Linked DNA regions of Homo sapiens: region 1 is linked to region 2. The links are chromatin contacts, found by Hi-C or POLR2A ChIA-PET in ENCODE. All regions are on one chromosome and are shown on one strand. The core of a region is the stretch at or near the end of the contact, and the rest is flanking DNA. Distances in the headings are between cores, read along the strand shown.

Region 1 (3,859 bases), core at 1,087-3,586, 610 kb after region 2:
CCTGTAAGACTAATAATATATTGTAATAGTTGATACTAAAATATTTTTCAGCAGGTTGGACAGCACCAGTTTTTCTTAGATCACAGACTACAGGCAGAATTTCCCTTCAATCCAGAAAAAAGGACACTAATTTCCTTTTCTATTTAATTTTCCTGGCCCTTGTGCAAAAAATTGTGGACTCTATCTTAGTTACAACATGCATGTCCCTTATTTTGTGGAGAGCTGTGTGAAAGATGCGTTTTTTTTCTTTTTTTCTTTTTTTTTTTTTTGAGACGGAGTCTGGCTCTGTCACCCAGGCTGGAGTGCAATGGCACGATCTCCTCTCACTGCAAGCTCCGCCTCCCAGGTTCACGCCATTCTCCTGTCTCAGCCTCCCGAGTAGCTGGGACTACAGGCGCCTGCCACCACGCCCGGCTAATTTTTTTGTATTTTTAGTAGAGATGGAGTTTCACAGTGTTAGCCAGGATGGCCTCGATCTCCTGACCTCGTGATCCACCCGCCTCGGCCTCCCAAAGTGCTGGGATTACAGGCGTGAGCCACCGTGCCCCGCGTGTTTTTTTCTTTAGCTGATTGACAGGTCCCCTTCAAAGTTACAAAAAAAAGTGCTAATTTTTGCTGTTAAATTCTGGTTGTTATTTAATTGACAGAAGTCTCTTGATGCACGAATAAATATCTCTACATCTAGCCTTTGTTAAAAATAAAAATTAATATTCTACAAACACCTACATATACTAGAGAGGGGTGAAACACTGCAGCTAATTCCTTTATAATACTTTCAGATGATTGCATTAAGCCTTTCATGTTATGTGGCATTGTTAATTTTTCCTAGATACCCATCCACTTAAGGGCCAGAGAAATCCTTATTCATTTAACTCTGGTGGGCATTTATGTAACATACCCAAATAAAAACGTTATTAAACAGCCACAATCGCATTCAGTCAACTTGGCACTGAATGTAGCTTCTAAAATCAGTTCTCTACCCTACGAATGGAATGTTCTACCAAGAAAGAGAAGCATCACCATGTCATCTTGTGTTCTACACCACTATAGAGAGTTACAGTTGCCCCCAAACACGAATGCTATTCCCAAATAAAATAGAATCATGCTTTGGGAGGCCAAGGCGGGCCGATCACGAGGTCAGGAGATCGAGACCATCCTGGCTAACACGGTGAAACCCCGTCTCTACTAAAAAAAAAAAAAAATACAAAAAATTAGCCTGGCTCAGTGGCGGGCGCCTGTAGTCCCAGCTACTCAGGAGGCTGAGGCAGGAGAATGGCGTGAACCCGGGAAGCGGAGCTTTCAGTGAGCCGAGATAGCGCCACTGCAGTCCGGCCTGGGCGAAAGAGCGAGACTCCGTCTCAAAAAAAAAAAAAAAAAAATAGGATCATGGCCCTTTTAAAGATCTGAATCTTCTCTGTTATTTTCCTGATGAATCACCATCCCATATCTTCTTAGTCCTGGCCAGTATGTAGTTGCGCTCACATACGTCTATTCTAGCTCTGTAGCTCCACAAAACAAGTCTTAAGTCCAAATCTTTGCCTCTTCATGTCTGATATCACCAACTCATTCAGCTTTTCTTCACTTATTGACATAGTGTCATGTCCTATCACTCTCTGCTGCTTCTTTAAACAGTGGACACAAACATATTTTCTAATTTTCAGTGTACTCAGTGAAACTTGGCAGTTCACCATGAGTCAGGCTAGGTTGAAAGGCTTTCTTTAGGGTTGAAAGTAAACGAAATTGGAATCACCCAAAGAGAATTTCCCCAAAAAACCTCAGACCCAGAAGTGTAAAAGCTACAGAAGGATAGAACTCCCATGTCTACAGACAGTTCTGTTACTTTTTGTTCTGTACTATTTTGGATGTTGCCAAAATCAAATTCATCCTGAAAACAGGAAGCAAGCTAATGCATATGCCATCCATGAGATTCCCACTTCTGGGTCAGTTCATATTCCATTCAACCTTTTCCTTTTATCCTTGTCTTCTTCAGAATAAGACATTTTTCCTCCATATTTTCATATTAAATATTAACACTTTATAGGTTCTACTTTAATATATGGACACTTTACAGGTTATACATAAATATTTGCTGGTTGATTGATTTCGAGATTCATTCATTCTGTGCTCAAATATTTGTACCTAGAGACGTTACATGTTAGAAAAAGTGAGCAGCTTCTTTCTCTAATCATTTAGGAGTCCATATTTTTCTTTTCTTTTTGTTCTCCCAACATCCTTATCTCTTACTCAGCTCTTCAATTTATAATTACCAAATAATCACTGTTAGAGAATCAGCCCCTAAGTAACTTTGATTCTGGCCAACTGTAATAAGATCCAACCACTTAAATCTGTACTTACTCAATAGGAAGGAATGTGACATCAGGAAGAGTCATTCCAGTGACATTAGTAAGACTTTATGGAGTACATAAAATTTGATAAGAAATCTTGAGCTGATTCTTTGACTTGATTTAGAAGTTGAGAAAAGAGTATTTAAGGCACAACAGGGAAACATGGGCTATACTCAGAGAAGACCCTCTGCATTGGCCAAAATATCATGGATTCTGGAAATTCCTTCTTAACAGAAAAAAAAGGCTTCCAAATAATCAGGCTGAATGGGAAGAAAAAGGCATAGAGGAAGCCTGAGGAAGTATTTACTTGCTTTTCCCATCTCTTTATAATTGGAAGAGAAGATGATCTGCCAAAATATAACCCAGCATGCACAGTATGGACAGGAAGCAGCCCTCCATGAACTTTATTATCACAGAATATGAGCATTCTTATTGATCCACAGCTACATCTTCTATTCTTGCAGCAAGGGTACATGTCCTTTGACCCTCCACAAAAGAACAAGCAGGACATCTCTATTTTCCTATTGAGTCTGAGTCCATTATTAGAAAGGACTTCCCAGCCATCTTTTCTACTTGGTATTAAAATTCCCTTACAGATTCATTGCTAAGTGCCAATTCTTTTTTTTTCTTTTGAGACGGAGTCTTGCTCTGTCGCCCAGGCTGGAGTGCAGTGGCGCAATCTCGGCTCACTGCAAGCTCCGCTTCTCGGGTTCACGCCATTCTCCTGCCTCAGCCTCCCGAGTAGCTGGGACTACAGACGCCCGCCACCGCGCCCAGCTAATTTTTTTTGTACTTTTAGTAGAGACGGGGTTTCACCGTGGTCTCGATCTCCTGACCTCGTGATCCGCCCGCCTCGGCCTCCCAAAGTGCCAATTCTGACTCTACTTAAACATCACCTGTATCAGGGAGCTCATTATTCCTTGAGGTCTTACATTTCTTTCAGCACATTTTGTTCCAAGCTACACGACTTTAAAACAGAGCCAGCCTTTGGGGCATATGTTCTCTTTGGTGCCACACAAAACCTGTAGTACATGATACAGTGTTGCTTCCCCCCTCCTTTTCCTTCCATATATATTTGTTTTGTTTTGGGCATTGCATTACTTTTTTGAATTTTTAAGAATCTCTAAAATTAGTCTGAAGGATGTTCTGAGGGCCAGACATTAGAATTTGTGAGTTTTTTTGTTGCTGGTTGTACTTTCCTATTTAGAAGACAGACCGTTCTGACAGTTGTTGTGTAGCTTCATGCCTTCCCCAGTAACTAACCCATGAACAGTACACCCCTTTTATCTGACTTGTTGATAATGACCTTAAAAATGTTAGGAAATGGGCCGGGCGCGGTGGCTCGTGCCTGTAATCCAGCACTTTGGGAGGCCGAGGCGAGCGGATCATGAGGTCAAGAGATCGAGACCATCCTGGTCAACATGGTGAAACCCCGACTCTACTAAAAAAAATACAAAAATTAGCCGGGCGTGTTGGCGGGCGCCTGTAGTCCCAACTACTTGGGAGGCTGAGGC
Region 2 (3,697 bases), core at 1,157-3,656:
CTCTGCTATTCTTCAGAGAAGGTTCTGACCTTTGTGACCACGCTTTACATTTTCACATTGCAAGGCAATTTCTAAAGAGCTTTTCCCAGCTAAGATCTCATTTGAGCCTCACAACAACTCTGGGGCAAAGGAGACTGTAAAACAAACAAAAACAAAAACAAAAAAAACAAAAACACAAAACCAAAACAAAAAACAACCCCCAAAAACCTTAGACAAATCTAATTCCACAGTTTAATTAAGCAAAGAACAATTCGTGAATTGGGCAGGCCCCAAACCAGATAATCTGGCACTGCCATTTGGTTGAAGAACATTTGTGGACAGAACAAAGAAGGTGACGGACAGAAAACACAAGTGAGGTACAGAAACAGCTGGACTGGTTACAGCTTGGTGTTTTCCTTATTTGAATAGGTTTGAACAGTTGGCTGTCTTTGATTGGCTGAAACTCTGTGAATGGTACAAGAGTAGGTTGCATCCTGTTTACACATCCTGTTAGGACGGAGGAGGCAGCTTTAGGCTAAACGTAATTTAACAAGATTCAATGAGATTATACCTGTACGCCCAAGTTCACAGTTAGGTAGAGAAGGATTGTGGGGATTTGAAGCTTAGGCTTACTGACTTACGCCATTGTGCCATATCATTCATTCTCCTCGTGGCAGGAATAATGAATGAATATTCTATTAACAGGTACTACCTATTAACCGCTTACATATATTTCAAATGTTACTAGGTAGATACTTTTTACAGGCCTATTTCATCTTCTCAACAACCCTATAAGGTAGAAATTATTATGTCCAGTTTGTTGATGAATGGCTAGAAATATAGAGAAGATAAATAACTTGCTCAAGGTTATACTTCACAGAATTGATGGACCTCGAATTCTAATTAAGATTGCTGCCTCCAGGGGTCTATCAGTATAGGATGTGATCTTTACCCATCCTGAGTCCTAGGAGATATAAAACATGCTGTTGAAATAACAAAGCTGGTTTGTGGGTGATCATATACTATAGTAAATACGACATACTGTTAAGGGTTAATAGGTGGCTGTTTTCTGTGTTTGTTCCTGGAGATCGTAATATCTTTATGCTGTTCCTTCTACTTCCTTTTTCAATTTTATGAGCTCCATGTTGAAATTATGAGTCCTTAACCCTATTGAACTGTGTGCCATTGGGCAAGTTGTTTCTATTTCTGGGGTATTGATTTCCCCGTCTCAAAATAAATATCTTTTCCTGCTCCGATCATTCTTTCCTTTTAAGTATTACCTGGCTGGTGAATGTTTATATTGAATTCTCTTTGTACAATTCCTTTCAACAATATTGCTTGGAATTATAAAAACTTAATAATTGTTTTAAATTGAAATGACAATTGCAGGTTATCCTTGCTTTCAAAAAGATTTTGTTTCTGAAATGTAGCTTGTTAAAAGTTTGGAAATAAAGCATCACATGAAGAAATAAAGTTATATCAAGAAAGATGCCTAACACATGTTCTGATTGGCTAGCTGGTTGTGCCTTTTTTTTTATGTGTGTGTGTGTGTGTGTGTGTGTGTGTGTGTGTCACTCTGTCTCCCAGGCTGGAGTGCAGTGGTGCGATCTCGGCTCACTGCAACCTCCGCCTCCTGGGTTCAAGCGATTTTCCTGCCTCAGGCTTCCCAGTAGCTGGTACTACAGGCGCGTGCCACCACGCCCTAATTTTTGTATTTTTAGTAGAGACGAGGTTTCACCATGTTGGCCAGGCTGGTCTTGAATTCCTGACCTCAAGTGATCCACCCACCTTGGCCTCCCAAAGTGCTGGGATTACAGGTGGGAGCCACTACACCTGGCCGTGCCTTGTTTTTTAGTATCAGTTTTTTCTTTTCTTTTCTTTTCTTATCGTTTCTTTTCTTTTCTTTTCTTTAGGGTATGATTCTATTTATTTGAAGTTCCAGAAAAAGCAAAACTAATCTGTGGTAATAGAAAATCAGAGTATAGTGGTTGTTCGCAGGAAAGAGGTGGTATGAGATTGCCTGAGAATAGGCAAAAGAGAACTTTTCAGAGTGACAAAAGTATTCTGCATCTTTGATAGGAGCACGGATTACTTAGATGCTTTCCTTTTTCTCAACTGGCCTAAGTTTCTTTTTCTTTCTAATGCTTGTATAAGAACAACCTTCGTTCCCAAACACACAGACGTGTGTGTGTGGACACACACACACACACAAACAATTCTTCAGAAAGAAAGCCTCTTACGTGTGTTAAACTTGCCACTTTTTTCTCAAAATGTGCTTTGTATTTCTTTGGGTGAGCAAAAGAAGAATCTTCCTCTTCTCAAGTTCAGAGTTTGAATCAATTCTTCCTGTCTTTTGCATTTCAGTAAATGTTTCCTAGATGGATTCATCGGTTTTCCAGTAAAGACAAACAGCTCAGAAGCCAGATTACATTCATACCCAAGGCCTGAGTTCTGTGACCCAGGCATCAGAGCTCAGTGCCATATATGGCGAAAAGAGGAACAGGAGCAGGAGTGGAGGGAGAATGCCAGACATGCAATGCATTCCTCAGAAATGTGCATTCATAACTGGCAAAACAGGACCCTTGCTGGTTTCCATCTTATGCAGAACATGAACTGTGAAGTTTTGAGAAAGAAGCTAATGTTCCAAGCATCTGCCACAGGGAACAGTTTATTTTCCCTTTTCTTTTTGGTCACATGTCGGTTTAATTTGGAGTCAGTGTTTAAGTCAATGCTGGCATGGGGTGAAGACTAAGAAATTGTTCTTGCAGTCAGCAGACATGGGTTCTCAGCCCAACTCCACTGCCACCCAGCTGCAAAACTCTCCTTGGCTTGTTTTTAATCAATGGCAAAGTAGCAGGGTTGAATTTGATGATCTTCGAGATTTCTACTATTTCTGTTTTCTTTGGTTCTAATTTTGCCCGAGATTTTCCAGTTCCTGTGGAATTCCCCAGTGAAAGCATTTTCTAATTCTTCCAAATACTTTTTGTGGCTTGAACTTAAAAAGACAAAAACAAAAATCCCAGTCTTGAATTTTTCTTTGTGATTTCCTGAAGTATGTTTTGGATGCATTATGAATCTTCAATTGACAGATTATTTCTTGCTCGGGGTAGAGAAGAATGCATTTCCTGCATCTTCATGGTCTTCTTTCACTTGCCCCTCTTATTGTTGGAGAAGAAATGTAGGTATGTTCAACACATAGTTGCAGGGACAGCTGTGCACTAAGCAAATGCAGACTTTTAATGACCTTGATAGTTGTCTGCTTCTCTCATGCATTGAAGCCTTTTCTGTGGAAGAAGTGGGAGCAGCAGAAGGCAGATTCCACAGCTTCCTCACACCTCAAGAGACGGAATTAGGGATGTGAGACTGAGGTGTTGGTTTCCCAGTCAGTAATCGGATGAGACACTTTGCTGTCACAGATGTTAAGAAGGTTAACAAGAAATAGAATTGTAAAACTCTGGCCCTAAGGTGGACTACGGTCACTTTCACTTTGAGATAAGGCATGATTTTAAATGCTCCTATTGGTCTTTATGGGTTCTGTAGTCTATTTTCAACAGACTAAAATTGTCTTGTTGCAAAAGTTTGCAATTTTCTGCTTCTTTGGGAGAGGGTTCAAACCAAAGTTGTCCTCTTCCCTTTCTCTTCTGAAAGGATGACGTTAGTTTCTCAGCTGAAATAAAGGAAGGAGGAAGTTTCCATTGGGTCTTAGGAAAATATTCCA

The links. Hi-C counts contacts between places; a loop is a spot of excess contacts on that map. ChIA-PET counts read pairs that join two places held with the same protein, here RNA polymerase II (POLR2A). Pooled maps may share reads with other maps.
Region 1: a loop to region 2 is called in a pooled map, with 2.6 times the contacts of the local background. The contact joins two enhancer-like sites. A Hi-C loop is called at or near these places in 1 of 168 maps with a recorded cell type or tissue (endothelial cell of umbilical vein) and 2 of 50 pooled maps. POLR2A ChIA-PET finds 5 or more read pairs at or near these places in 2 of 52 experiments (HepG2 and activated T-cell).

Annotation. Positions count from the first base shown.
Region 1 is chr3:188,879,780-188,883,638 of GRCh38, forward strand. LPP (LIM domain containing preferred translocation partner in lipoma) reads left to right here. Exons shown (of 12, transcript NM_001375462.1): 12 at 1-3,859. Among named protein-coding and RNA genes, the nearest start is that of TPRG1-AS1, 66 kb to the right of the region's middle. RefSeq lists enhancers at 2,586-3,087, 3,088-3,587. Within about 2 kb of position 2,337, at least 5 of the 41 ENCODE cell types and tissues checked have a DNase peak (open chromatin) inside an H3K27ac peak, as active enhancers do; they include endothelial cell of umbilical vein, where a contact is called at or near this core.
Region 2 is chr3:188,268,130-188,271,826 of GRCh38, forward strand. The region is part of intron 2 of LPP (LIM domain containing preferred translocation partner in lipoma); the gene reads left to right. Among named protein-coding and RNA genes, the nearest start is that of FLJ42393, 91 kb to the left of the region's middle. Within about 2 kb of position 2,407, at least 13 of the 41 ENCODE cell types and tissues checked have a DNase peak (open chromatin) inside an H3K27ac peak, as active enhancers do; they include endothelial cell of umbilical vein, where a contact is called at or near this core.